Linked DNA regions of Homo sapiens: regions 2 and 3 are each linked to region 1. Evidence: read pairs that join two places in POLR2A ChIA-PET (ENCODE). Cell type or tissue: GM12878. All regions are shown on one strand. Links, peaks and the distances in the headings refer to the core of each region. The heading gives the core; the rest is flanking DNA.

Region 1 (10,452 bases), core at 752-8,751:
CTAAAGTGACTTTCATTTCATCTAGTTGAATTCAACCTGGAATTGGTCTGGAGTTTCTGTTGATTCTCTTTTCTAAAAAAATTATTTTTATTTTTGTAGAGATGGGGTCTATGTTGCCAGGCTGGTCTCAAACTCCTGGCCTCAAGCAATCCTCCTACCTTGGCCTCCCAAAGTGTCGGAATCAAAGATGTGAGCCACTGCACCCAGCCTTTTTTTTTTCTGGAGATGAGATCTCACTCTGTTGCCCAGGCTGGAATACAGTGGTTCAATTATAGCTCGCTGCTGCAGCCTCAAACTTCTGGGCTCAAGAGATACTCTCATCTTAGCCTCCAGGGAGGCTACAGGAATGAGCCATCATGCCTGGTTCTCTGTTGATTCTCTTGAGAGAGATACACAGGTCAGTGGATGAGAGCAGAACTTCAAAGGAAGGGCTGGTGCTCATTATCTTATCATTAGCTGTGATTCTGCTTTTCTTGAACAAATTCTAGAACTAGAATAAAATCTCAAGTTGTCACCTGATCTGGCCTTCTGCCTTTCCCCAGAAGCTGGATGTTTAAGCTGCTTGTGACAGACAGATGTTTGTCGACCACCAGATCTATGTGACAGTGTTTTGTTTAAATCAGGATGCCAAGATGTATCTAACCAGAACCTATCTGGGTTTGATTAAAACTCGTCGACCACCAGATCTCCCTCTGTCACACTGTTTTGTTTTGTCTAAATCAGGATGCCAAGATGTATCTAACCAGAATCTATCTGGATTTGATTAAAACCCATTTCCACTGTTCCCTGTAACATATGCCTTTCAAAGCCCCTCAGACCCTGCTCTGTGATCCTCTCCTTATCTTGAGTCCTGGCCTGTCCCCCAGGCAAAAGTCCATCTTGTCCTTCACAGTCCTACAGCATTTATTTTCTACACTTTGACATCTTTCACTCTTTGGATCTCTATCTTCTCCAGGTGATTCATATCCTCTGTCGAAACACTCCAATCAAATCTGGTCATAGTGCACAACCACATTTCTTCCTCAAGCCTTTTTAATATAGGTTAGTATCTGAGTCACATTTTTCAAAATGGCATAAAACTACTGCCCCTTTCTGAATAAGGTAGACCTCAATGGCAAGGTCTTGAAACTTGTGCCTGACGAGCTTCTCCCATTAGATTTGGACTCCTAGTTTCCTCAACTGGAGTTTCCTGTCATGCCTTTCTTTTGGCCAAATTCCATTCTGTGTCTATAGAACTGTGTCTTTCAATGTTATGTTCATTTTAAAATTTATATTGGTTTTCAAAGTACTGACAACTCTCATTCTATCATCTTATCATTTCTTCTAAATACGGATTATGTTGTTCCTTTCTAAATTAAAAGCCCTGTCTATATCTTAAAACTTGACTCTAATCCTTCAAACTGCATCATCCACTTTAGTAATCTCTTTCTCAACCCTTTATCTGTTCCAATCTGCTCCACGATAACCTTATAAATCTTGGACATACCCTTCCCTTCTCAGAATACTATCGGAGTTCTAGCTGCCTCTTAAATAGCCCCTGCTCACTAGCCCTGTACCGTCTAGCCAGCTTACCCCAGTCCTTACACCAAATTATCACCTATATATCACCCAACCTGCCTTCTCAAGTTATCCCACATGAAATTCCTCATGACTGGAATAGTTTTTTAAATCCAATAAACAAGGAGTACTCAACAAGGGGCATATGGAAATACATGCATGTGTGTGTGGCAGTTAAAACAACTGGTGACCACTACTGACATTCAGTAGACAAGGGCCAGGGATACAAAATATCCTACAATGCATGAGATGGTCTTCAACAATGAAAAAGTATCTCAACCCCAAATGCCAGGAATGCCTTTGATGAGAAATACTGCTCTAATCAAGCTAAGTATCTACCAAAAAAACTACCTTATTTGGAAAGCAATTCTAAATAGACTTTACTCTTCTGTCACTCTTATTTCAGAAGACCTTCAACTTAATTAATTATTCAGCCTTATATAGCAGTACAAATGAATGGAATTACGGCATTTGGCCTGTGTCCCTACCCAATCAATGTGAAATATTTCTTGCTAACTGACTAATTCTGGAGGATGTCTTGGTCACTACACTTTCTTGACAATGGATAAAATCACTTCTATCATATCAGAGCTCCTGAAAAGAGAAAGCAAAACCCCGAAATGCATCATTAGGAAAGTGGCCAGGGAGCCAGTCACCTTGTTTGAGGTGGCATATTTGTGTGCAGCATAATATTCAGCATCTGCTTTCGCTTTCTCTCGGGCCAGGAATGCAGCATCTAGCAAATAAACAAAGGAAAGGTGTCAATCCATTCCCTCAGCTAGTTAAGAGTCCCTTTCCCCACTGCTTAATATTGTGACTGCTTATTTCACATTGAAAGTTTTAAAAACCTATTAGCAGTTTTCAAGTCCCAGTCCCCAAACAGCAACTTCTCTACGAGGAATACTCTTTTCACTGTCAAATAACTCTCAGCTCATCTGAGCCTACTTGTTTTCTACTCTAAGTTGTTCCTTCTCTCCTCCACCCACTCTCCCACCTCCTATCACCCAGAGCCTTACATTCCACCCAGGTACTAAGCTTCAAGTAAAATAAGTCCAGACATAAAAGCTCTATTTACTGCATTGTCTCCAGCCCCCCCCCAAATTTCATCCAGAATCAGTCAACAGAGACAGACAGGAAGCAGCAATATATAACAAGTGACTTCAAGACCGAGCTAAGAACATCAACATCTCACTATGTGAAATCAAGTAGTGTGAGGCCCTCCATGAAAACTGTTTTTCCCCCCAATTAATTTTGTTTTTTTTTTGGACAGGTGGAAAAGAAACTGGTCGTGATGGGGTTTATTTATTTTTAATTTTTTTTTTATTTTTTGAGACGGAGTCTCGCTCTGTCGCCCAGGCTGGAGTGCAGTGGCGGGATCTCGGCTCACTGCAAGCTCCGCCTCCCAGGTTCACGCCATTCTCCTGCCTCAGCCTCCCAAGTAGCTGGGACTACAGGCGCCCGCCACCACGCCCGGCTAATTTTTTGTATTTTTAGTAGAGACGGGGTTTCACCGTTTTAGCCGGGATGGTCTCGATCTCCTGACCTTGTGATCCGCCCGCCTCGGCCTCCCAAAGTGCTGGGATTACAGGCGTGAGCCACGGCGCCCGGCCAGAGATGGGGTTTATTATCTTGTATATTCTTTACTATTGATTATGGGTAATTTTCATACCTTGTCTGCCTGAAAATAAAGTGGTAGCTAATAAGCCCCAATTTAAGGAAGAAAAGGAAAGCTGAGCTACCCACAGTCACAAACAAACCCAAAAGCTGGAAATGTGATAGCAATTTAAAAAAATTTATTTAGACTATCAGGCCAGCTATTTCCTCCAGACCAGATTATTCTGTCTATGGCCTTCTCACCCACCACAATCAAAGGCCTGAACCCTGGAGCAGAGAGGAGGCAGTTCGGGACAGGCAGAGCTTCATCCTCTCCCCACAATGTACCTTCGATTTCAGAAATGCGCTTTTCAGTTTCTTTTTCCATCACTTTCTGCTGAAACCGAATTTTTGCCACTTGTGCAATCTTCTCTGCTTCTATAATCATACAACATAAGAAGACACATTCAAAACCATTTCTACAGTACCTGAGGCACTTCGAACCAGCAGCACACAGTCTAACATTTAATTACAGAAAGTTTTATGTGCTAATTGTTTCACTAAGTTTTATCTAGTCAGACTGTAAACTACTCAAAGGAAAAAAGGGAATTTATTTCCTAATTTACTGTTCTATTTTGACAGTGCTAGTTTTGTGGGAAGAAGGAGTAAAAAAAGGTTAAAGTGCCAGTCCTTCATGCAACTCTGTAGCAACGGTCCACAAGCTAATGGGAAAAAAAGATACTTTATGAAAGTACCACAGAACAAAAACAGAGCAACATAAATGCATGGCAACACAGGACAATTAATGTGGCAGGAGAAAGAAAGAATGAGTGACATAAGTTAAACCAAGGAAGACCTTCTGGAAGTAATCTTAAAGGAAATAATGGATATGACCTAAGAAGACATGCCAGGAAGCACAGAGAAAGACAAGAAGGGCCAGTCATGGTGATTCACGCCTGTAACCCCAGCACTTTGGGAGGCTGAGGCAGGAGGATCTCTTAAGCCCAAGAGTTCAAGACCAGCTTAAGCAACACAGTGAGACCTCCATCTCTAGAAAAAATTTATAAAATTAGCCAAGCATGATGGTGCGTGCCTATAGTCCCAGCTACACAGGAGGCTGAGGCAAGAGGATCTCTTGAGCCTGGGAGGTCAAGGCTACAGTGAGCCATGATCATGCCACTGCACTCCAGCCAGCGTGACAGAGTGAGGCCCTGCCTCAAAAACAAAAACAAAAACAAAAAAAAGAAAGACAAGAAGGCACAAATGAACAAGTCACAATGGAGAGGTGATATGGAACCAGCCAACAAGCGAAGACAACATAAAATAAGAAGAGAAAGAGGGCTAGGAGACCTCTGTCTTGAGTGACAGGCTAAGGAGCTTAGTTTTACTATACTCAGGATCTACTGTTAAGTTACCATTAGGGAAATGACAGGATGAAAATGGTATCAGAAGAGGAGTATTCCAACTGCTGTAGGGAAATAAAGCAGAAAGCAGGGTGATTCATTTGAGAAGGTGAAAACAAGCATTGGGAGTGAACATGTTGGTGTGGCAAGCAAGTACATGCAGAGGAAACTCAACACCCTTAATAAACCTCTGGCCTACCCAAATGACCCAGGACAAGGAAGAAAGACTTGAATTACACTTTACATTCAATCACTGCTATTCTTAAAGAACATTCTCAATTCTCCTTTTCAGTCAAAGAAGATGGGTATTTTAGGACATCTTATCTCTGACCCCTAGAAAAAGTACATAATGGAAAGAAAACTTCCAAGTGATTTTTTTCTTTCCATAAAACAGTATGCTTTACGAACTGCTCCAGGAGATAATTCCCTCTTTCTCCACCAATGTAAAATCAATCTATATTACACCATCCAAAAACTAAACTACTATGTTCAATGGGGCTAGAAATTGAACTGTAAGCAGAAACTCAAGATAAAACATGAATAAAAGGTGAGGGATCTGAAGCCTGCAGCTAGAACCCAAAGGATGTTACCTCAACATAGGGGGACTGTTGTGGTAATCTCATTCAACAAAGCTCTGTCATGTGGGAATAAATCAATAAAAAGCACGACCAGACTTCTAGAAAAATGGTGCAAAAGGCCAAAAGGCCAGAGAGAAAACCCTTTAGCTAACAACCTCTTAAAATGCTAGATGAAATATAGCAAATTTGTTTTTTAATGCATGGCTGAGTTGTAAGAAAGAATGAGAGATCCTCAAGTAACTTAAGCCAAGGGGGAGCCGAGAGCCTGTATGGTGGTGTCCCTGGGGTGGTTATTAGACAAGAAGGGAGTGGGACCTGGGTTTTTACCCATGCAAGACCAGGAGATGAGGCCTTGTGATATTAGGACTAAGACCCTTGCATAAAACTGAGACCTCTAGAGGGCTGCAACTCTAATGAAAGGGGAACTAAAACACTCTACCAACCAGCCCAGTTAAGAAGTAACCTCTTCTCTACCTAGCCACATCACAGTGAAACTGAAGAACACCCAAATACAGACAGAAACATGTTAAAAGCAAAAAGAGAAGAAAGGCTGATTACTCAAAAGGAACAACTGGACTAACAACATACTTGTAAATAGGTGCAAGCAGCCAAACAAAATTGAAATAATACTGCCATATTGATAAGGAAAAATTAGCTTGGTTTAGAATTGTAGGCTAAATTACCATTCAAGGATAAAATAAAAGCATTTTCAGACCAAGGAGGACCGAAGATAACTTTCACTCCTTAGTCTTCACTGAAAAAAAAATTACTAGAAAAAAAAAATCACCAGAAACAATGGAGAGGAAAAAACATTACTCAACACATGTCAATCAAAATAAGTGTTTACTGTAAGGATTAATCATAATGATCATAATTGATGGGAGGATAAAGACAACATGAAACTAAAATACTACGCAATAATAAAATGTAAGACTGGAGGACAGTGATAAGAGTTAAAGCATTCTAAGGTACTGTTCAAGAAGAGGATAGAATGATTAACAACTAGTTATACATTCCAGCAATGGAATGTAAAACTTCCAATCAAGTAAAAGGAAGAAAAGAAAAGAAAATTCAATCAATTCAATACCAATCAGAAAAGGGAAAAAGAAGCAGAGAAAAATGCATGGTAAATAGCACATAATCAAATGATACAAACACATCCAAATATAGCAGTAACCACAATAAATATAAAAAGACTAAACTCACCAGTTAAAAGACAGATTCTCACATTGGATAAGATTACAAAATCCAGCTATATGCTGTTTACAAGAGACACACCTAAAACATAATGACATAGAAAAGTTGAAAGTAAAAGAATGGGAAAAGGTACACCAAGAAAATAACTAACCAAGAAAAATCTGGTATAGCTATATTATCAGGCAAAATAGCTCTTAAGTTAAAAACATATCTAGGGATAAAGATTATTACAAAACAGAAGCAATTCTCCAGGGAGATATAACAATCCTGAACCTGAATGTTCTTAATGATATAGTCCCAAAATATATAAAGAAAAAAATTACAAGTCAACAAACCCATGGTCATAGTGGGAAATTTTAACACATCCTTCTCAGTAATTGATAGGTCAAGAAGGCAAAAATTAGAAGAATACAGAAGATGTGAACAACACAATTCATAAGCCTGACCAAATGAGTATATAAAGAAACCTGCATCCAACAACCAGAGAACACAGATTCAATCTTTTCAAGCACACAGACATTTACAAAAAAGGACCGTGTACAGGTAGGCCACAAAGCAATTTTCAATAAATATTTAAGAATCCATATAACAGGTCTTATTTTCTGACTACAATGTAGTAACACTGGAAATCAACAATAAAAAGGTAGCCCCTCAAAACCCACTAAACCAGAAATTGAAGCATATACTTTTAATAATTCATGAGCCAAAGAAGAAATTAGAAGGAAAAGGTTTAGAATTAAAACTGAACACCAATATACAAAGTACATTTCAAAACCTGTGAAACATAGCTAAAGCAATCCTTAGAAGAAAATTTATAATCTTCCATGTTTCCACTAGAAAAGACTTAAACTTAACTATCCAACTCAAGAAGTTAAAAAAGAACAAATGAACTAAAAAAAAAAAAAAGATGGAAGGAAATATTTTTTAAAAAGTGTAAATAATATAATTTAAACAAAGTAACAATCAACAAAACCAAAACAAAAGCCAATTCTCTGAAAAGATAAATAAAATAAAACAGACCTCTGGCAAAATTGATACAGCAAAAGAAAAGGCACAAGAAAACAGTATTAGCAATGAAAAGGGGCACACAGATTTGGTAGAGGTTTTAAAAATCATGAGAGAATTCTACGAACAAATTTATGCCCCAAAATTTGAAATATCAGATGAAATGAACAATTTTCTATGAAAATATAATTACCAAAACTGGCTTAAAAAGAAAACATGTATCTGAATATACCTATACTCAATACAGGAATTAAATCAATAGATTAACTGTTACCACAAAAAGCAAATGAAAAAAAGCAGAAACCTCACAAGACTAAGATGGCTTTTACGAGTTCCACCAGACCTACAAAGATGAAATTATACAGATCTGATACATAATGATGTGATATACAATAGAACACAGAAAAGGAAGCCATGCTCTTCAACTCATCTTGGGGATAGTATAACCATGATACAAAAAAACCTAACACTAAAAGTATAAGAAAATTATAAGCTGATCTCATTTATGAAAATAAAGGTAAAAATTCTAAAGAAATTATCAGCAAACTATATAAAAATGTATATAATGACCTATATAATGACCAAGTGGATTGTTTGTCCCAGAAACACAAAGATAAATCTGTTAATATAATTTACCATATTAACAGCTTTAAAAACATCTCAATATATGTAGAAAAAATTTTCAGACTGGGCACAGTGGCTCACACCTGTAATCCTAGCACTTTGGAAGACTGAGGCAGGTGGATCACTTGAACTCAGGAATTCAAGACCAGCCTGGGCAACATGGTGAAACCCTGTCTCTACAGAAAATACAAAAATTACCTGGGTGTGGTGGCGTGCACTTGTAGTCTCAGCTACTCGAGAGGCTGAGGTGGGAAAATAACTTAAGCCTAGGAGGCTGAGGCTGCAGTGAACTGTGATTACACCACTGTACTCCAGCCTGGGTGGCAAAGCGAGACCCTGTCTCAAAAAAATTCTGAAAGTTTTAACAGCCATTCAAAATGAAAGCTCTCAGCAAGCAAAGTACAGATTGAAACTTTATTAACCAGTGTTAAGTACAGCAAATGTCACTGGGACTATTTAAAGTTAAGGACAAGAATACTTGTCACTTTCTTTTCTACACTGTACTTAGAAGTCATAGCCTAAAGCAGTAAGACAGGAAGAAATAAAAAGTATGTGACTTAGAAGAAAAATAAAATTGTCCTTATGTGAAGATAAGGACCTATTGTCTGAAGACCATATGATTGTTCATGGGAAATCTAAGCGACTATTAGAAATAAGAGCATCTTCAGCAATATTGCTAAATAAAAAAATCAACAGCATACTTATACAAAACCCATTAGAAAATGTGCCTTTAAAAAAGTCAATAAAAAAATAAAGGTATATAAGAACAAATCTTTAATAAATGTGCAAGAACTTTAGAAGAAAATTATGACACTTTTTAAAAGACAACTCTCCTAAATGGAGAAACAGATTTATAAGACTCAATATCATAATTTTCTCCAAATTGATGCATACATTCAATGCAATTCCAATCAAAATCCCAACACAATATTTCACAAAACTTAAGGAGCTGGTTCTAAAATTCATGTGGATGAATAAAGGGCCTAGAATAGTCCAGGATAATTTTAAATATAGTTAGGAATAGTTAACAGGTAAGAGAAATAGTTACACAACTCACTCTCCACATCGCAAGACTTAACATAAAAGCTACAATAATTAAAACAAATTAATATTGAGGAAGGAGAGACCAAAAAATTGGAAAATAATAGATTATGGCATCAGAATAAATTATGTATAGTATCTTATTATATGATGGATATGGCATTAGAAATAAGTAGAGGAAATAATAAACTATTCAATAAACAGTCTGAGACAATTGGCTTGCCACTTGAAAAAATTAAACTGAATCCCTATGTCATACTCAACACCAAAATAAATTCTAGATGGGCTAAAGACTTAAATATGAAAAGCAAAACTTTAAAACTTTTAGAATAAAAGTCTTACTTTGGACTAGGGAAAGAATTCTTAAGATAGGAAAAGCACAAAACATAAAGGAAAAGACTAATGAATTTGTCTACACAAAAACTACACATATATGTATATCGAAGACATTGTAAAGTTCAAAGACAAGCCACAAATTGAAAGATGTTGGAAATGCATAAATCTGAAAAAGGATCAGTATCCAGGAGACAGAAAGGACTCTTACAAATCAACTCAAAAAAGCAATCAAATAATGGGCTAAGGACATTAACAGGCAATTCATATAACAACAACAAAAAAGGAAACTTGAATGACCAATAAGCAATATTCAACTTTACTAACAATCAGGGAAATTCAAATTGAAATTATGTGATACCATGTCTTCCATTAAACAGACATAAAGTTTTAAGTCTGATAACTCCAAGGACCAAGAAGGATGTGTGGAAATGGGAATTCAAATATGGCAGCATAGAAACTGGATATCAAATATTGTTGAAGAGATGGTAAAATCAAAGAAGTACTTGAGAGAGCAATTTGTCAATATGTTGAATGTGAAGACATGCTACCCTATGACCCATCAATTCTACTTTGAGATAGCTATTCTAGAGCAGTGCTTCTCAAACCACCTGTGGAAAAATACCTTACCTTTTTGTGTGTGTATTTCAATTTATGAGGAACCAATAAATTGTAAACTATAACAAAAACAAATTACAGTACTAGAAAAAAGAAATTAAAAAACAAAAACATAAATATATAAGCTCTGATTTTTTATTTTTGATTCAACAGACATAAAACTGCTGTATTAAAATGCTATAAAAACTTCTAAACACTCATTCTCAATTTCTATACTCATCTCATTGAGGCTCAGAAACAAAAAGCTGGTGATAGGGCACTGGCCCACACCATACACTGAGTAATGCTACTCTATGGAAACCTGCACATGTACACTGTATCCAGGAGGCACTGGATAAGAATGTTATTGTGGCAGTGTTTGTAATAAGGAAAAACTAGAAACTACCTAACTCCTCATTGGTAATTCATTACAATAAAACTAGGCCCGCTCATAGAACGAAAAATGTAGCAGCTAAACATAAACGATCTACCATCTCACAGAGAATAAGGATAAAATGCCAAAA
Region 2 (10,452 bases), core at 1,725-9,724, 170 kb before region 1:
TAAGCAACATATCTTCAAGTCTGGACATACTTCATTAAAAAATCTCCTGAGATCACAAACTATAAACTTTTACCCTGATAGACACCGATATCAAACAGTTTAATAAGTAATTTCTAATGTGGCCTTTGGAATCAAAGTCTGAACTTGGCACAGATTGAGGATACCGAAAATCTGCCCTTTCAGGTCTGCCCCAGCCTACCCTGTGTTCCCGGAGGCTGGCCCACCAGAACTGAACAAGGCCTCCCCCATCTCTGGCTTTCAGTTGGGTTCAGCCAATGGATGGCACTGGCAGGAGGTCTGAAGGCAGAGGGACAGTGAGATTGTGATATTTACTCCCCTGGCTCTCTCCCTGCTGGGTTGTGAGTTGGCTGCGTTGCTCTATTAAACACCACAGCTACCATATGAAGACCTCCTCAAAACAGCTTTCTCTTGCATCAGGTAACCATTCCATCCCCCACCTCTTCAGGAGCAGGGTGGCTCTCCAGCTAGCCGTGACATATGGTACAATCCTTTGTTATTTTCCCTAAACTTCTCCATTCTGCTTTAAGTTGGACCTCTTCCAATTACCCAATTTGAGTGTGCCTTCTGTTTTCTGCTGGGCCCCTGAGTGATACACGCCCAAAAGGATGACTTGGATTTATGAGAACAACACATGAAAAGAATGGGGATGGCTAGGCGCAGTGGCTCACACCTATAATCCCAGCACTTTGGGAGGCAGAGGAGGGTGGATTGCTTGAGCCCAGGAGCTCGAGACCAGCCTGGGCAACATGGTGAAATCCTGTCTCTATAAAAACACAAAAATTAGCTGGGCGTGGTAGTGCACGCCTGTAGTCCCAGCTACTGGGGAGGCTGAGGTGGGAGGATAACTTGAGCCCAGGAAGTGGAGGCTGCAGTGAGCCTAGATCGTGCTACTGCAATCCAGCCTGGGCAACAGAGCGAGACCCTGTCTCAAAAAATAAATAAATAAATAAATAATAAAATAAAATAAAGAATTGAGCAAAGTATATGGAAAACTATAAAAATAGTTCCCTAAATCCACCATTCTAAATCCAGGTGAGAGGTAAGCACTGGAGACATACATTTTGAAGGTTTAAAAAAAATTTAGAAAAATATTAATGCCTGGGTTCCCTGTACTCCCCTAAATTAGTCAGTATATTCTTTCAAAAAGCACTGGTGAGGCTGGGCACGGTGGCTCACGCCTGTAATCCCAGCACTTTGGGAGGCCAAGACAGGCAGATCCCTTGGGCCCAGGAGTTCGAGTCCAGACTGGGCAACATGGCAAAACCCTGTCTCTACAAAAATATAAAAATTAGCTGGACGTGGTGGTGAACACCTGTGGTTCCAGCTACTCAGGGCGGGGGTATGGGGGAGCAGCTCTGAGGTGGCATTGCTTGAACCTGGGAAGTGGAGGTTGCAGCAAGCTGATCGCACTACTGCACTCCAGCCTGTGCAACAGAGCGAGACCCTGCCAAAAAAAAAAAAATTCAAATTCTGGGGTCCCAGAACAAAACTTCTGAAGGGGTTTCCTTAACTGAAAGACAAAAAACAGCTGTCTCTCCTTTCTTGCTTACTCTACCAGGAGAGACTGCCTACCTGGGAAGAGCTGGGAAAGAGATTCCCTTTCTGTAGGGGCAGTCCAGCGGAGGTTCCTTCAAAAGAATATGCTTCCATGAGCATCCTTATGTTTTGGAACTGCTTTCCAGAAAACATTACCTTTTGGGAACGAGAATCCATTTAAAAAATCTCAGGTCCCAGCAATGAGAAGGAATATCTAACCTTAAAAGCAACTGCACATTTCTCTTGTCCTTGACAATACAAGAGCTCATACAAGACAACACGAAGGCTAAATGAGTAATTTTTTCCCTTCGCATGAAAGGACGAGAGGTGTCAGAAAATGAAGTCTAAATCTGCTTCAGGAAGGAAGGAAATGAGAGAAGCTAGGAAAACAGCACTTCCTCCTATGGTTTATGTCGCTGGAGTTCACTCTGGACAGAAGGTCAGCAGTCACAGCCAGGTTCCTCAGAGATTCTTCAGATAACTAGCAACAGATGAGGGAAAAGCAGGACCCCTCTTGGCCGCAGCATCCCCACATGGCTGAGAAGCACGGCCTGGGCCATCTGCTCTTCAACAGCGGCCTCCTACCCTGCGTGCCCCCAGGACCGCAGCACTGACTCACCACACGGACTCTGGTTCCACAGGGTACAGAATGTCGAACTGGAAGAACAAATGAAAACCCTGCGCTGGCTTAGGTGAGCTGACCAGAGAAACTAGGGTAGGAAAGTAAAGGAATCTGCTGTCCTATACCGTCTGAAACTACTTATATTGCAACACTTTGCTGATTTCAAACTTGGCCCAAGTTGGAAGGCAACAACTCCAGATGGAACAGGATACATGTCAGAGTTTCCACCAATCGTGGAAGGCCGCCTCAGTCCTTCTCAGGATTTAAACTGAGCAACCCTTATCTAAACCACCCGAACACTTCTATAAATTTTTTTTGTTTTACGAAAGACAGAATTTAAAATAAGAAAGCTTCAGGATTGACTCTCACAGTACAGTAGTTTTAACTAATTTACAGCGTCTACGCCACCCATATTAAACTGCTGTTTTCCTTCCATTTTTAGCTCTTTTTTTAAAAAATTACTTCTATATCTCCACATCAGTTTTGTCTTTTTAATGAAACTGCACTGGTGGAGGGAGGTCCCAAGATTAATATTTCAGGACCTACAAAGTTTGAGGAAATTTACATTCAAGAAATATTTTCAAATGGGTTAACCTAGGAGTTCCTAAGTATCCTCTCAGACTCACATTTCTTAAATAATGCATGAATCTCAATTATGGGTGGAAATTTAAGAACCACTGACTCATAACTAAATAAACTGGACATGTCAGAGCTAAGTAGCTGAGCAACATATTAAAATTAACAGCTCCACTATGTTGCAGATGTAATACACATGACAGCAGTTACAGACGTGCAGATTAAGTGAAACTATAAAGTGAAACTTTAGGGTGTGGCTATAGATAACAAAGAACACAATAAACGTGTAAAAACACGCAGTTTTTAAGACAGTTTCCAGAAGACACTAAGAAAATTTATTAACCCAGTGTTCCAAGTTGTGAGGACAAATGTTAGTGAGATCTGCAAGGCAGGCATCTTGTTTCTTTTTCTTATCTGTTTCAAGCACAAACTTGTGTTTCTGCTACAGAAGATTTAAAAAGACATGAGGAATTTCTCTACCTTTCAACCTATTTTTTTTGACACAGGGTCTCACTCTGTTGCCCAGGCTAGAGTGCAGTGATGATCACGGCTCACTGCAGCCTTGACCTCCCAGGCTAAAGTGATTCTCCCACCTTAGCCTCACAAGTAGTTGGAACTACAGGCATGTGCCCCCACACCCAGATAATGAATTTACAAATTTTTCCCTTTTTTGTGTACAGACAGGATTTCATCATGTTGCCCAGGCTGGTCTTGAACTCGTGAGTTCAAGCAATCCTCCAGCCTCAGCTTCTCAAAAGTGCTGGGATTACAAGCATGAGCCACTGTGCCTGGCCTCAACCTATTTTAAGGTATAAAATATTCTTGATATTTTGGAAGAAAAATCAGGAAAAGAATTTAGAAAACTGAAGATTCTGAGGAAGAAAAATTGGGAGGAAACAAACTGTCCAATTGGAGTTAAAAATAGCTAAGATCATTAGCAGGGTAGGTGATTTTAGATCATTTTAAGGAGTACCAACATTTGAGCACCATGGAAAACCAGGGACGAGCAGCTTTACACAAACAACAACAAAAACTGCAGTACTGCTTGCCTTTTATAGAAACTACAGCCACTATACTTGAAAATAAAATGTATATATAATTTCAAGATGAACCAGAGAATATGCCACAACACGGCAAACCCAATGAATGGCTGATTCTTTAGATGGTGTCAAAAGAACTCAGTGTCCTTCTTTTTTTGAGTCAGGGTCTCGCTCAGCCACCCAGGGGAGAGTACCTACCTGGGAAGAGCTGGGAAAGGGGTTCCCTTTTTGTAGGGGCTGTCAGGTGGAGGTTCCTTCAAAAGAATATGCTTCCACGAGCATCCTTATGTCTTGGAACTGAACTCTCCAGTTAACATTACCTTTTGGGAATGAGAATCCATTTAAAAAATCTCAAGTCCCAGCAATGAGAAGGAATATCTAACCTTAAAAGCAACTGCACATTTCTCTTGTCCTTGACAATACAAGAGCTCATACAAGACAACACGAAGGCTAAATGAATAATTTCTTCTCTTTGTATGAAAGGATGAGAGGTGTCAGAAAGTGAAGTCTGGAGTGCAGTGACGCAATCTCAGCTCACTGCAACCTCTGCCTCCTGCACTCAAGTGATCCTCCTGCCTCAGCCTCCCATGTAGCTGGGACCACAGGCATGCACCACTATGCCTGGCTAATTTTTTATATTTTTTGTAGAGACGGGTTTCATCATGTTGGCCAGGCTGGTCTCAAACTCCTGAGCTCAAGCAATCCGCCTGCCTCGCCCTCTTGAAGTGCTGGAATTACAGGTGTGAGCCACGGTGCCTGGCCTCTCAATGTCCTAGATGTTCAAGCCTTTTTTCCCTCTCTAAGTCACAGAGGATATACATCTTTCTTATCCATTCAAGAAAGCAAAGGGGAATGTTCATGAGTAAAGTTAATGCTATTTCATGGAAAATCTTGACCCACATTAATTTATTAAAGTTCTGATTTAAAATGTTAGTTCTTAGCCAGATGCAGTGGTGTGTCCCTATAATTCCAGTTCTTTGGGAGGCCAAGGTGGGAGGGTTGCTTGAGGCCAGGAGTTCATGTCCAGCCTGGGCAACATAGTGAGACCCCATCTCTGGAAAAAAAAATTTAGTTCAGAGACTAACAGTATTTCCATGATATGTTCTGGTAAAGGACGGCTGCCCTTCACAAAAGCAAGGGAGAATTTATTTGGTGGGAAATGTGCCAAAATGATTCCAATTACTTTAAGCTGAATTTTGAAAAAGAGAAAAGAAAAAGTACAAAGCCCCAGATATAAAACTGCAAGGCGTGAGCTGAGATCGTGCCACTGTACTCCAGCCTGGGAGACAGAGCAAGACTCCGTCTCAAAAAAAAAAAAAAAAAAAAAAAAAAAAAAACCTGCAAGGCAGGATAATATGCAGGATAATATTTAATGAAGAAAACGGACAACAAACGCAAGTGAGCTTGAAACAATCAGAGGTTAGGACATCCATACAGTATATCAAGGCCCAGAGTATGAGCAACAAAGTGAGGCTGAAATTATAATACAACAAAGTAAAAACAGTCTATGACTCTTGAGGTATGTTAGAACTCATCCCAAAATTCAACAGTGGGAAGGTTCACTTCATGTAAAAGAAATCTCTAAGGCCGGGCACGTGGCTCACACCTATAATCCCAGCACTTTGGGAGGCCGAGGCGGGCGGATCACGAGGTCAGGAGATCGAGACCATCCTGGCTAACACGGTGAAACCCCGTCTCTACTAAAAATACAAAAAAATTAGCCGGGTGTGGTGGCGGGCACCTGTAGTCCCAGCTACTCGGGAGGCTGAGGCGGGAGAATGGCATGAACCCGGGAGGTGGAGCTTTCAGTGAGCTGAGATCGCGCCACTGCACTCTAGCCTGGGCGACAGAGCAAGACTCCATCTCAAAAAAAAAAAAAAAGAAATCTCTAACAGGAGATGGGGGCACTAACATGACATGTAAAGAAAATAAGACCAGGCAGGGTGGCTCATGCTTGTAATCCGAGCATTCTGGGAGGCCGAGGCTAGGATCACTTGAGGCTAGGAGCTAGAAACCAGCCTGGGCAACATAGTGAGATCTCATCTCCACAACAAATAAATAAGAAAAAGAAAATAATATATCCACATGAAAACCCATGAATCTGGGGATAAAACATTACGAAGAGTAGCTGGGATAAGATAAGAGTAGCTGGGATAAGGGAGAGGCTGGGTGCAGTGGTTCACGCCTGTAATCCTAGCACTTTGGGAGTCCAAGGCAGGTGGATCACCTGAGGTCAGGAGTTCGAGACCAACATGGCCAACATGGCAAAACCCTGTCTCTACTAAAAATATAAAAATTAGCTGGGCATGATGGTGTGCACCTGTAGTCCCAGCTACTTGGGAGCTGAGGCAGGAGGATCACTTGAACCCAGGGGAGGTGGAGGTTGCAGTGAGCTGAGATCATGCCACTGCACTCCTGCCTTGGCAACAGAGTAAGACCCCATGTCAAAAAAAAAAAAAGATGAAAGGAGAAAGAAACAGGTGGGAGATTTATATTACAGACTGCTATGAGAGAGAACAAAAAGGATATTTTAATAATATTACAAAATTGATACAGAAACTAACAGTAGCATGTGGTAGTTGATATAAACTGGACTACTAACTTCCTAACAATTAGCAAATGCATATGATCACAGGTCGATTAATTAACTATGTCCTAGAGACTCCACAGACTTTTGCGGGGCCATCTAGGCAGTTAGCATGTCTGATCATTGGGATTCCTGCTCAGAGGCAGGCGGGGGAAATAGTTCACAACTTCACACCAGTTCTGCAGTGTTTCATTTTGCTTAATAAAAAAAAAAATCATGAATAGTTGTTGAATTTTATCAAATGCTTTTCCTGCGTCCAATGAGATGACCATTTTCCCCCTTTATTCTGATGTCATAAGTTTAAATGTTAAATCAACCTTGCATTCCTGGGATAAATTCTACTTGCTTATGATGTATTATCCTCTTTAGAGACTTCAATTTTCAATTTGGTACTTTTTTGTTACAGATTTTTACACCTGTGCTCTCAAGGGTTATTAGTCTATAACTCCCTTTTCTTTAAATGTCCTTGTCAGATTTGCATATAAGGGTTAGTCTTGCTCTGTTCGTGCCTGGCCCACTGGGTACAGGAAAGGAAGAAGGGCTCCAATGATACCTAAAATTAAGTTTTCCAATAGCCAGGTAGAGGGGAGCTTAGAATAGGTAAAATGAGATTAGATAAGTAAATATCTAATGTCTTTACACCATAGTGTTATGAATTAGAATTCATACTAGCAACACTGAAACGAGACAAAGATCAGTGCATCATTTAACCACCATAATTCACAATTTGTCCCCACTCCTCTAGCAATATCTTGATATCTCTGACAATTTTATTTTTATTTTTATTTATTTATTTATTTATTTGAGACGGAGTCTTGCTCTGTCACCCAGGCTGGAGTGCAGTGGTTCAATCTTGGCTCACTGCAACCTCTGCCTCCTGGGTTCAAGTGACTCTCCTGCCTCAGCCTCCCGAGGAGCTGGGACTACAGGCATGAACCACCATACCCGGCTAATTTTTGTATTTTTAGTAGAGATGGGGTTTTACCATGTTGGCCAGGCTGGTCTCAAACTCCTGATCTCAAGTGATTTGTCTGCCTCGGCCTCCCAAAAGTGCTGAGATTATGGGCGTGAGCCACTGCACCCAGCCAACTTTTAGCCCTTTCTATACCCATGTCCATTCACCTCTATATTCAAACTTTTTCAGCTACTTCTTATTCTTATAATATATACGCTAGTAGACAGAACTGCTATTCAATAATCCTCACCCTCTTGTAGGAATTATATATCCTTACAAGATGTGTAATTATATGTGTATAATAATGTATATCATTATGTATATCATTAATAGTATACAAATATAGAATTGCATATCCATACCCTTTACTGTGTAATCATGCAGTGCCTCCCACTACAGGCAGAGTATGTTTCCCTGTCACATTTTGGTAGGACTTGGAGTGGAGTGGAGATGGCATAAGCACAGGCTTTCAGCCATTATTTTATGGTTTGGCCTGTCCTCTGGTGCTCCTGTAATCTGCCATTAGAAGAGCATGCCCTGAAAGCCCCTGGCTCTTTAGCCTGGGCCCCAGAATGAAGACAAGAAAAAACAGACTTGAGGCCAGGCGCAGTGGCTCACGCCTGTAATCCCAGCACTTTGGGAGGCTGAGGCAGGTGGATCATCTGAGGTCAAGAATTCGAGACCAGCCTAGCCAAGAAGGTGAAGCCCCATCTCTACTAAAAATACAAAAATTAGCCAGGTGTGGTGGTGGGCACCTGTGATCCCAGCTATTTGGGACACTGAGACAGGAGAATCACTTGAACCTGGGAGGCGGAGGTTGCAGTGAGCCGAGATCGCGCCATCGCACTCCAGCCTGGGCAACAAGAGCGAAACTCTGTCTCAAAAAAAAGAAAAAACAGACTTGAACCCAAATGGAAGACTATAGGATTCAACCTAGTCTAGCTCAGATCAGCTAAACTGCTATGTACCCCCTCTTCTATTAAACTGCTATGTACCCCCTCTTCTATTAAACTGCTATGTACCCCCTCTTCTATTAAACTGCCCCCTCTTCTATTAAACCCATACATAACTCTTACCATCTGAGTTAACTATTCTCTTTTGGATCCATCCCTGTTTCCTGTATGTCCTACAGGGCAGGGATTCTTTTTGTCTATTTTATTCACTGATGTCAATCAAGCACCTAGAGTTCTGCCTGATACACAGTAAGCCCTCCGTAAATATTTGCATGATGAATGGTTTAACATACTGAACTGTCTTAATTTATACATCAAAACGTACATTCACATTCCCAGTGATCACACTATTCTTTCCCACAGAGGTACATGAGGTTTCACAGGACTTATTTCCAGGTTAGGAAGGTTGGGTTTTGTTTTTTGGGCAATTAGCGGCACCTGAAGATTTTTTAGTAGGCAGATACAATGGTTAAAATTAGGATTGGCTGGCTAGGCGTGGTGGCTCATGCCTGTAATCCCAGCACTTTGAGAGGCTAAGGTGGGCAGATGGCTTGAGCTCAGGAGTTTGAGACCAGTCTGGGCAACATGGTGAAACTCATCTCTACTGAAAATACAAAAATTAGCTGGGCATGGTGGCGTGCAACCATAGTCCCAGCTACTCGGGAGGCTGAGGTGGGAGGATGGCTTCCACCCAGGAGGCAGAGGTTGCAGTGAGCTGAGATACACCACTGCACTCCGGCCTGGGTGACAAAGCCAGATCCTGTCTCAAAAAAAAAAATAAAAAATAGGATTGGTTGCAAATGACTAAACACCCCAAATTAATGAATAAAAAAAAAAAAAAGGACAAGAAAGACAGTGTGTGTATAAGTGTATATATATACACACATATACATATATACACACATATATATACACACACATATATACACACATATACACACAAATATACATATATATGCACATGTATATACACATATATACACATATATACACATATATACACACATATATACACACATATATACACATATATATATATACACATATACATATACACACACACACACACATATATATATATATATATAGCTTTTTCCAGGTGAAGGCAAAGATATTCTAAGCAACATCATTATTCTGGTTGTTTCTCTTCATCTCATTTTTTAAAAACAGGTTTATTGAGACATAATTCACATACTATACAATTCACCCATTTAAAGTGTACAATGAGTTTTTAGCATATTCAGAGTTGTGTGACCATTATCACTATCAATTTTAGAACTTCAAAACCTCATAAAGAATTTTTTTTTTTTTTTGAGATGAAGTCTCACTCTCTTGCCCAAGCTAGAGTGCAGTGGCGTGATCTCGGCTCACTGCAACCTCTGCCTCCCGGGTTCAATCGATTCTCCTGCCTCAGCCTCCTGAGTAGCTGGGACTACAGGCACGTGCCACCATGCCCGGCTGATGTTTGTATTTTTAGTAGAGACAGAGTTTCACTATGTCAGCCAGGGTGGTCTCAAACTCCTGACCTCGTGATCTGCCCACCTCGGCCTCCCAAAGTGCTGGGATTACAGGCGTGAGCCACCGCGGCCGGTCTGAGAAATTTTATACTCACTAGCAGTCACTTCCCATTTCCCCACAACATCCCCTCTCCTCTCCAGCCCTAGGCAAACACTAATCTACTTTCTCTATATATAGATTTGCCTATTTGGGACATTTCATATAAATGAAATCATGTAATATGTGGTCTTTTGTGATTGGCTTCCTAGTACAATGTTTTCAAGGTCTTCATATCATTTTAAAATAGAAATATGATCAGCTTCATCATGAAGACCTTGAAAACATTGTGCTAAGAAGCCAATCACAAAAGACCCCATATACTCTGGGAGGCCAAGGCAGGCGGATCACAAGGTCAGGAGATCGAGACCATCCTGGCTAACATGGTGAAACCCCATCTCTACTAAAAATACAAAAAGTTAGCCAGGCGTGGTGGCAGGCGCCTGTAGTCCCAGCTACTCGGGAGGCTGAGGCAGGAGAATGGTGTGAACCCAGGAGGCGAAGTTTGCAGTGAGCCGAGATTGCACCACTGCACTCCTACCTGGGTGACAGAGCGAGACTCCACCTCAAAAAAAAAAAAAAAAAGAAATATGATCAGCTTAGAGCGT
Region 3 (10,452 bases), core at 2,076-10,075, 82 kb after region 1:
GCCCAGGAGGTTGAGGCTACAGTGAGCCACAGTTATGCCACTGCAATCCTGCTTGGGTGACAGAGCGAGACTTTGTCTCAAAAAAAATTCTTTTAATTAAAAAAAAAAAAAAGCTTTACTACTTCCTGTGGAGTTCATAAAAAGTTCTTCCCTTTGTTTTAGTCATCCAGAGTAAAGTCATAGGGCTCAAAGTCTTTCCGGAAGCGGCGAGCCAGGGTCTCCTCGTCTTCCTTGCTGATCTGACACTGCCTCCAGTCAGACTTATCAGGAACATTAAGGATGGCTTCACTGGCCAGGACCTCCCTGCAGAAATAGCACAAAGAAGTCAAAATGGAAACTATCAGCCTGAGCTCTCCTCAACATCACCCAAAGGAGGTATGCAAATTTCTCTGACTTTGCTCTCCTGCCCTGAGTGCCATCTCTGCCATACTATTGATCAAAATCATACCCGTTTTAAATGACCAGCTCAGGTACTATATATTTCCTGATCCTTCAAACCCCACTTGCTTCTCCCTCTCTTAAAAAACTTGGAACTATATTATTGGTACTTAGAGAAGCAACACCACATAGAAAAAGGGCAGGCCCTGGTGTGAGAAAGATCAGAGACTGGATCCCATTTCCAGCTTTGCCACTTGCTATCTATGATCTAGACAGATGATTTCATCTCTGAGTCTTGATTTCCTCACCTATGAAATGCAAATAAGAACACCCACCATACAGGGTTTTTGTGAGGTACAGAGATAACACAGTCAAAGTGCCATATTAGCTGTGATTACAACCTGCCTTAAACTGTAGTTTTGTCACCTCAACTAGACATGAGTTTGCAGAGTCAGGAGCCTAGTCATACCCACTCTGATTTAAAATTCCTCTGCCTCTCCTTCTAGGGGACTCAGGCCCACGTAACAGCAGCACAAGCCCAATGTCAACAAAACAACTATCTTGGCTCTTAGGACTAAAGAATAACTACATACAGACACACTCACACACAAGCTGCCTTCTAATCGCCATTGCTTTATATTTTTATTTTTACTTATTTTGATATATTAGAAATAATTCTATTACACATTTATATGGTTCATTTTCCACTTTGAAGTTACAGTAAATAGAAGAGTTAGAAACAAATCATGAATTCTCTATAAGTCAAAGAACCTAAGCTCCCTGGGCAAACTTTGAGCCTATTTCAAATATAAAAGGAAAATAGAACTACCTTTCTTGTACAGCTGAAAAAAATATGCCATTTCAAATATTTTGTTAACTATAAAATGCTATATAACTATAAATTAGTATCTTGATAATTACTCAATATTGAAAATACATCATAAGCACAAAACCATTCAGAGAATCTTCTTTTTGTGTGCTTTATACGCCTATGTGTATCTGCAATCGTGTGCTTATGTTGTCAATGTTCATAACCGCATCTGTTGCTGAGGCAACAACGAAAACATCACGTCAGATGTCTGAATCTCGTAGCACACTTGTTCCCATTTATCTTTTTGAAAAATGTAGACAACTACATTTACTGGACTTATCTAAGGGGGCAATCTCTTGGAGGCTTTCTGAATTAGTCCAAGACAGGTTCAAGGCTCACTCAAAGCCCATTTTTAACTAGGGGAGAAAAAACAGCTGCAAATCACAGACACCAGCATCAGATACTCTGTTCTACACATTTTCCACTCCCCTTCAAACTGTATCTTCTTGCCAGCAACTTCCCATCTTCAATCTTTGCTTAAGTTATGTTACTCCCTCTATGGTTTTGCAGTCATGTTTTGCCTGATACGAGGAACAGAACTGAAGCCTCCTCTAGGCCTTTACCATACTGTAGAACACTGAGGTTAAGACCTCAAGTTTTGAGGTCCAACAGGCCTGGGTTTGAACCTACCACTGTGTGACTAGGACAAGCTACCTAAGCTCTCTACAGCCTGCTATCCAGTGGGGTAACCATTAGCCAGGTATGGCTATTTAAATTTAAATTCTAATTAATTAAATAAAATCAAAAATTTAGTTCCTCAGTCACATTAGCCACATTTCAGCACTCAGTGGCCACAAGTGGCTAGTCACAACTGTATTGGACAGTGCAGATATTTGAGCATTTCCATCGTTGTGAAAAGTCTACCGGGCACTGCTCTAGAGCCTCATTTTCCACACTGGTAAATCGGGATGACAGTACCTACCTTACAGAGTTATGAAGATTAAATGAGTCATGTATGTGTAAAGTTCTTGGTACAGTTCTTGGCACAGAGTATGTGCTCAATTAAAGTTCCCTAGCACTTCTGGCTAGAATGCCCTCACCTCAATCTTTGCCCTCTAAATATGCCTCTCAGGTTCAACTTTGCCACTTTCATGAAGGCTTTCACCAACTAGAAATGAGCTGTCCCTTTTCTGAATTTCTACAGCACATTGTTCTCCAAAACTCTGTCATGGTACTCTTCACATTCTACATTACATTACTGTCATATATGTAAACATCTGCCCTAAGACCATGGGTCCTCTGGGGCAAGGACTGTTTACAATTTAGCTTTTTATCAATTGTCCCATGTAGCCCACCACTCTGTTCATAGCAGGTCTAGTGAAAATACATTGAAAAGAAGAAAAACATACCTTCCAAACTGCAAAGGAAAATTCTTTTTAATTCTGTGGAAAAGCTTTTCTCCTGTGTCAAGTTCAACATAAAAATATGCTGCTCCTGGCTGTGCAATCTAAAGTAAACAGAGTTGTATGAGGATGTCCAATAATGCTTTAAAAATCTATAATCTGAGTTCATCTCTAGGCAAATAATTCAGTCTAAATGCACAAGAAAAAAAGATATGTATGTTGCTATAGATCCCAAGCCACTTAGTGGAACTAGGGCTTAAAAAGTCTAACTGGAAGATACTAACAATATCCTCCCAGTGGCGTCTATCCTTCTAAGTTCCTACCTTAGGAAATTCTAATTTCTTGCTCTTCCCAGGAAAGCACTAAACTTTGGAGTAATGCCCTGTTCATCTCCAGTCTAGTCAATACCCAGTGCTCTAGTTCCAAATTGTCCACTGCCTCTTTTTTTTTTTTTTTTTTTTAGAGACAGGGTCTTGCGATGTTGCCCAGGCTGAAGTACAGTGGTGCAATCATACCTCACTGCATCCTCAAACTCCTAGGCTTAAGTGATCCTCCTGACTCTCAGCCTCCTGAGTAGCTAAGACTACAGGCACATGCCACCATGCCAAGCTTATTTTTTTATTTTTTGTAGAGACAAGGTGTCTCACTTTGTTGCCCAGGCTGGTATCAAACTCCTGGCTTCAAGTGCTCCTCCCGCCTCAGCCTCCCAAAGTGTTGGATTACAGGTGTGAGCTACCATGCCCAACCCATTGCCTATTTAATAACATTTTTGGAATGCCTTGATAGCTCAACATGTCAAAAACCTTAGGCTCAACATGTCAAAAACCAGATCTTGCCAGGCGTGGGTGGCTCATGCCTGTAATACCTTCGGGAGGCCAAGGCAGGCAGATCACAAGGTCAGGAGTTCGAGACCAGCCTGGCCAATATGGTGAAACCCCGTCTCGACTAAAAATACAAAAAGTAGCCAGGTATGGTGGCGCATGCCTGTAGTCCCAGCTACTGGGGAGGCTGAGGCAGGAGAATCACTTGAACCCGGAAGGCGGAGGTTGCAGTGAGCCAAGATCATGCCACTGCACTCCAACCTAGGCAACAGAGCAAGACTCTGTCTCAAACAAACAAACAAACAACAAACAACAACAAAAAAAACAGATATTTACTCTTCCCTGAATATCACCATCCCCTGTTTCACCTGCTTGATGTCAGAGTGCTCTGGGATTTCCAACAGCTCTATCTGCTGCTCCTGTGCCTGGGTAATGAAGGCATCTTTAATGTCATCAGTAGTAGAGCAGCTGATTGGGACAGGAATGACCTGGGGGTTGGGGAGACAGGAGAAATTCCTTGTGCAGGTCCCAGAGAAGTTGTGCCTGCACAGTCTCTGAGAAGTAGCAAATCCATCACAGGGGTGGAGAAACACCCCTCAGCACAGAATATCCTCAGGCCAGACAAGCCTGTGTCAGCCTGTCTGTAAGGACTTAAACTTATGAGATAGCCTGACACATGTGGGAGCCATTCTCTGATGCAGGAAAGGCTTAAGAGAGATATCTCCGTCACAAGCCTTTGCCATCTCCGATATTATATATGTGGCAGAGTTAGGCCCATTTGAAAACTTAACAAATGTGCCAAAAAGAAAACCACCACAACTACAAATGATTTACAATCTGATTTTCTGAGCTGCTAGCCCCATGCAGGCTTTGAGACTATTTCCTACCACTAAGCTTTCCCTCATGCTGGGCCTCCACACAAAATACTCACTTTCTTCCAAATTCTTATCCAGCAAGCCCCACATCTTCCTTGGAACTTCCTCAACTACCCATTCCTTTTCTAAACAAGGAACTTACTATCTATGCTGTTTACATGTACTGACCACACACTTCCCTGTGAAGTCTCTGGGGTTACCACCAGATACTCTTTAAAAACTTTTTAAATGAATGTTATTTAAATATTAATATAAAAATATTAAATATTTTACATATTAAAGCTAAACTTTATATAATTTTTTTTTTAAAGATGGAGTCTCGCTCTGTTGCCCAGGCTGGAGTGCAGTGGCACAATCTCGGCTCACTGCAACCTCTGCCTCCCAGGTTCAAGCTATTCTCCTGTCTCAGCCTCCCGAGTAGCTGGGATTACAGGCATGCACCACCACGCCCAGCTAATTTTTTTGTACTTTTAGTAGAGACAGGGTTTCACCGTGTTGCCCAGGCTGGTCTTGAACTCCTGAGCTCAGGCAATCCAACCGCTTCGGCCTCCCAAAGTGCTAGGATTACAGGCGTGAGCCACCTCGCCCAGCCTATTTAAATACTTATTTACCAATATCAAAGTCCCCATAGCGCCCTTCCAAGTTTCTATGAACAGACCACCTACCTGTAGCTGGAGGTGATGGCTCTTATAATTTCTCTCAAATACAACACACCATTTCCCTCGACTCTTAAAGAACCGTCTCAGAGTGGCCTTATACTTCTCCACCTCTTCTACCACCTCTGCTGAAAGCTCCACCACTGACTGGTAGTGTCCAATAGGCAGGATGAGGACATGGTCATCAGATAAGCCTCCTTTGGCCAGGGCAAGGTAGCACTGAAGAAGCAGCACACAGAATTGAGACATCAATACAGCATGTAGGATTCTCCAGGGAGAAAAACCTATACAAAAAGTGAGCCTGAGGGTGTAGGCGAAAAGTACTTGAGGTTATTAATAAAAATTCTTTCTTGAAAAAATCTGATTTTAGAGATTGTAGCAACAATGTTCTCAGGTATCCGCTGAAGAGTGAGATTCGGCATGAAAATTTCTATGCAAGTAGCAAATGAACTAGGAGCAAATGAATTGGGAGAGGCACACAAGCAGGCTTTTGGCTTCAAACACACTGAGCTGAGGGAGACCAGAACAAATCGCTGGGTTTTCCCTCCCATGCTCCAAACTTGAAAACAGTTTTTCAGTTTTTATCACCCTCAACCACAAAAAGATACAACTTCTGATTTCAAAATGACCACTTTCGGCTGGGATAGTGGCTCACGCTTGTAATCCCAAAACTTTGAGAGGCCGAGGCAGGTGGACCGCCTGAGGTCAGAAGTTCCAGACTAGGCTGACCAATATGGTGAAACCTCATTTCTACTAAAAATACAAAAATTAGCCAGGCCTGTGATGGCATGTGCCTGTAGTCCCAGCTACTCGGGAGGCTGAGACAGGAGAATTGCTTGAACCCGGGAGGCAGAGGTTGCAGTGAGCCGAGATCGCGCCACTACACTCCAGCCTGGGTGACAGAGCGAGACTCCGTCTCCAAAAAAAAAAAAAAAAAAAAAATGACCCCTTTCTGCCTCCCCAGTAACTTTCATTCCCACCCCCACCCCCGAATATACTCCTTGGGCTCACAAAAAAAGCTAAGATGGCATGATTAGCATCTAATGTTCCTAAGCCTTAAGCTGCTGACTAAATTCTACAAAACAAAAGCAAACATACAACCTAATGGGGTAGAAGGAAAGTAAAACCTCAAACTCAGATGCATCCAAAGAGGCAGAAAAGAATGATTTCCAACAATGGATGTCAGCCTTTAATGGCAACTAAAAATATTTCTGTAAAAACCAAAACATGCAAGAATGGTCTACCACTCAGATATTCTCTGATGGGAAGATGCCATGAGTGAGCACAGAAGGGCCCAATGAGTACCAGTACAGGCAAATATAGATACGTTAGAAAACAATTATCCAGACCGGGTGCGTTGGCTCATGACTGTAATCCCAGCACTTTGGGAGGCCAAGGCAAATGGATCGCGAGGTCAGGAGTTCAAGACCAGCCTGGCCAACAAGGTGAAACCCCGTCTCTACTAAAAATACAAAAATTAGCTGGGCATGGTGGCACGTGCCTATAATCCCAGCTACTTGGGAGACTGAAGCAGGTGAATTGCTTGAACCTGGAAGGCGGAGGTTACAGTGAGCCGAGATCGTGCCACTGCACTCCAGCCTGGGCGACAGAACAAGACTGTCTCAGGAAAAAAAATAAAAAATTATTCCAACTATGCTCTTAGTGTGGTGGGCTCAAAGTTAAGGCTGAAGGAAGGAATCACTTCTCATCTATAATAAGAAAGTCCAACAGAATGACAGGATATGTATTGGAAAGATACTAAAGCATGATTGTCCTTGATTTGTTTGGCAGAGAGGACTGAGCATATTGACAAAGTTAATTTTCCAGATGACTAAAGTTGATGAAAACCTCACAGGCACTAAAAACTTTTTTTTATTTGTATAATAACCACTTTATATTGTATTTGTTTAAAAGGTTACTCTAGAAGCCTGAGTCGTCTAGCTATTTTTGTCAGAAGGTCACTGCCATAAACATCAGCTTCTCTATTATGATGTGCATTCTTTAGGTAATGATGTCTAAACTAAAGAGCTCCTCTGCACCATCTCTAATCCTGTACTTGCAATTTTTGTGAATAGTTTCACGCTTGCCTAATCTCCTCTCTCTTTCAAACTCTCACCTTCTAATCTGTTCTATACTAGAATTATCTCTAACCATGTGTAAATAGGACCTGGATAAATGGTTCTCCCCGTAAGTAAAATGCATTGATTTTGCAATAATTATTTTACACTCTCAGCAGCCCTTCCCCCTTTTTACTAATCTGTGGCTATGGACCATCAGCACAATTCTATGTACTACCTTTGAGGAAGGCACGACAAAGAGAAAGCCAGGGAAAAAATTTAAAAAACAAAAAAAGGCAATCAAAAAGAATAATTGCAGGGAGGAGATCCCAAACTCTTCCACAGACACCCAAAGGTCATTACAGGTTTGTAAGAGGTTTCTACCTAAGGACAGTGTAGACTCTAGGCTGAAATACTCATGTGGCCTACTTGGGATGTTGGGTTGGGCCACAAACAAGACCTTTTTCCCCTCTAGTTTCAGGCCTAGATGAGAAGAAAACAGGTTTCCTTGATTGTTGCCCAGGCCCACACCCTGAGTTAGAGTAACCTGGACAATAGAAAGATGAATGGAAAAGAAAAGTCACTTCTCACTGAGGCCTAGAGCAGCACTGAGCTATGTCACACATTCCAAATCTCTTATCTCCTGCGTGTGATCTTGAACCTATTGAAGCTTCCCAAACAGAAGGCAATTCAAAGCCTAACTTACTATACAAATTGTGTGGGAGAGAAAAATAGCATAAACTAATCCAAAGACGAAAAAAGATGCAAAAGAGATCATCCAAAAAGGGCACTGCTATAAAAGCTAGAGCTTCTCAAGTTTGCTCTTATTCCACTGAAGACTTCATCCACAGGTTCTATGGCTCAGTTGTGTCACCGGCCTTGACTTCATTAGTGCTCCCCCTAGAGACAGGAGTGTGCCACTAATTAAGCCTTTTTTTTTTTTTTTTTTTTTTTTTTTTGTGACAGAGTCTTGCTCTGTCCCCCAGGCTGGAGTGCAGTGGCGCGATCTTGGCCTGCAACCTCCACCTCCCAGGTTCAAGCAATTCTCTGCCTCAGCCTCCTGAGTAGCTGGGATTGCAGGCGCCCGCCACCACGCCCAGCTAATTTTTGTATTTTCAGTAGAGACAGGGTTTCACCTTCTTGGCCAGGCTGGTCTTGAACTCCTGACCTCGTGATCCACCTGCCTCAGCTTCCCAAAGTGCTGGGATTACAGCCGTGAGCAGGCGTGAGCCACTGCACCCGGCCAAGACATTTTTTAAAATGTAAAAGACTGAGACTCTTCAGGTGGAAACAACACAGGCAGAAGTGTAACTCCTTAAAGTGTAAGATGAAATTGAGACTCTAGTCAGTCTACAGGAAGGAAGACACAAAAAACGGTCCTCAGATTGTTAGGATAAGTTGAAAGGATCAACCCCAGAAACCAAAAGTAGAACAAATCAATGAGAAATGGATGAAGGCACCTGTCTTCAGAAGCACTACACACTTAAGGAATTGTCTTAGTCCATCTTGTGTTGCTATAATAGAATACCACAGACTATAATTTATTTGAATAGAAATCTATTTGGCTTGTGGTTCTGTAGACTGGGAAGTCGAAGTGCATAGCACTGGCACCTGGCAATGGCCTTCGTGCTGCATCATCCCATGGCAGAAGGGCAAGTGAGGGTGAGAGTAAAGAAGCAAAAGGGGACCTGAACTCACTTTAACAAAGCCACTCTCATGATAACCCACTACTGTGATAACATTAATCCATTCATGAAGGCAGAGTCCTTATGACCAAATCACCTCTTATTAGGCCCCACCTCCCAAAACTGTCACAAAACAAAAATGACTTATAAATATTTTCCTCAGGAATCTTGGGGAACATCCAATTCTAGTCACTGGTGACTATAGTGTTAAAAATTAAGTTTTCTTCATTCTAAATGAATGAAAAAGAACAATGGTCTACAGAAAACCCAGGGAAATCAGAGTCAAACACTGGTATTATTTAATGTCTAATCCAGCCCTACCCAAGCAAAAGTATCTGGGGAAATGTGAAATAGAATGACTTTCCCATGAGACACACACATTCAAGCTTTCCACCACCTGAATAAAATCATACTCAAGACCATCCCGTTCTCATAGTCTGATTCAATGCTTACCAAACAACCATATCATCATCATCTTGGGTTCCTAGATACTCACACCAGGAGTGTGAATATGGGTATTCCTGTCATTAGTAAGCTACACCCTCCACTACTAAGCAAAACTGAAATTTTATCTTTGATGTGATCAGTTAGTGTGAATCAGCTTCCAGCATTACATAATTCCAGATAAAAATTCATAGGCCGGGGGTGGTGGCTCACGCCTGTAATCCCAGCACTTTGGGAGGCTGAGGCGGGCAGATCACCTGAGGTCGGGAGTTTGAGACCAGCCTGGCCAGCAGGGTGAAACCCTGTCTCTACTAAAAATATAAAAATTAGCCAGATGTGATGGCAGGTGCCTGTAATCCCAGCTACTTGGGAAGCTTAGGCAGGAGAATCACTTGAACCCGGGAGGCAGAGGTTGCAGTGAACTGAGATCACGCCATTGCACTCCAACCTGGGCAACAGAGCGAGACTCCATCTCAAAAAAAAAAAAAAAAAAATTTCATAAGGCTCTAGTTTCTGAATCTGAAGCTATAAAAAGAATATCAACATTTTTAACCCAATACAGGTATATAAGCAACAGAAGACTGCCTTTTTAGGACAAAGAAAATCACTTTAAATGGTAATTAGCAAAAGGAACTCATCACTCTCAATTAGACGGGCTAAAAAATACAGAGAGTCCAAGAAGTATATAAAAGCATCACCCCTAGAGAACCATACCTATTTATGAGAGAGGAAAAGAGAGCTATCTTGTAAAACTGGCTATTGCTATAACAAATGTTGACAGGGATGTGGAAAAGCAGAAACCTTCATACACTGCTGGTGGGAATATAAGATGGTGCAGTCATTTTGGAAAACAGTTTAGCAGTTTCTTAAAAGTTAAACATAAATTTACTATATAACCTAGCAAATCCATTCCTAGGTCTATCCAAAATATAGACCATTCCTAGGTCTATATCCACACAAAGACTTGCATGCAGATATTTTATGGGAGCATTATTTCTAATAGCCATAAAGTAGAAACAACCCAAACGTCCATCAGCTGATGAACAGATATAGACGAAATGTGGTACATCTATACACTGGAATATGATTTGGCAATAAAAAGGAATGAAATACTGATACATGCTGCAACATGGATGAACCTCAAGAATATTATGCTAAGTAAAAGAAGCTAGACACAAAAGACCACATGTTGTATGATTCCATTTATAAGAAATGTCCAAAAATGGCAAACTATGGAGATAGTAAGTAGACTAGTTGCTGCCTGAGGCTAAAGTTGGGAACAGGGATTAACTGTAAATGGGCATAAGAGATCTTACTGCAAT

Evidence for each region. ChIA-PET counts read pairs that join two places held together with the same protein. Peaks named below come from ENCODE experiments on the same cell type or tissue, not always from the same donor. Only the 100,000 strongest peaks of a DNase experiment are listed, where the experiment ranks them.
Region 2: POLR2A ChIA-PET joins it to region 1 with 7 read pairs; 1 of 35 experiments calls an interaction of 5 or more read pairs at or near these places.
Region 3: POLR2A ChIA-PET joins it to region 1 with 6 read pairs; 2 of 35 experiments call an interaction of 5 or more read pairs at or near these places.

What each region holds. Positions count from the first base shown.
Region 1 is chr10:100,152,647-100,163,098 of GRCh38, forward strand. ERLIN1 (ER lipid raft associated 1) reads right to left here. Exons shown (of 11, transcript NM_006459.4): 9 at 3,499-3,588; 10 at 2,214-2,293. Among named protein-coding and RNA genes, the nearest start is that of ERLIN1, 28 kb to the right of the region's middle. RefSeq lists an enhancer at 3,607-3,656 and a silencer at 5,713-5,762. In GM12878, for the core only: a CTCF peak has its summit at 5,519 (motif pointing right); a DNase peak (open chromatin) is centred at 5,585; H3K4me3 peaks cover 444 bases; H3K27ac peaks cover 2,497 bases.
Region 2 is chr10:99,981,494-99,991,945 of GRCh38, forward strand. All of the region lies in intron 1 of DNMBP (dynamin binding protein), which reads right to left. It overlaps LOC124902490 (a long non-coding RNA gene), which reads left to right and starts at 279. Exons shown (of 2, transcript XR_007062266.1): 1 at 279-438; 2 at 1,580-2,614. RefSeq lists enhancers at 2,024-2,233, 3,121-3,280. In GM12878, for the core only: no CTCF peak of the experiment used is centred there; DNase peaks (open chromatin) are centred at 1,928 and 2,998; H3K4me3 peaks cover 1,829 bases; H3K27ac peaks cover 2,595 bases.
Region 3 is chr10:100,233,069-100,243,520 of GRCh38, forward strand. It overlaps CWF19L1 (CWF19 like cell cycle control factor 1), which reads right to left. Exons shown (of 14, transcript NM_018294.6): 11 at 4,954-5,163; 12 at 3,782-3,901; 13 at 2,599-2,696; 14 at 1-303. The coding sequence ends at 159. It overlaps SNORA12 (small nucleolar RNA, H/ACA box 12), which reads right to left and starts at 4,234; the gene lies at 4,088-4,234. It overlaps CHUK-DT (CHUK divergent transcript), which reads left to right. Exons shown (of 4, transcript NR_186419.1): 3 at 163-375; 4 at 885-2,009. In GM12878, for the core only: a CTCF peak has its summit at 7,899; a DNase peak (open chromatin) is centred at 5,573; H3K27ac peaks cover 263 bases.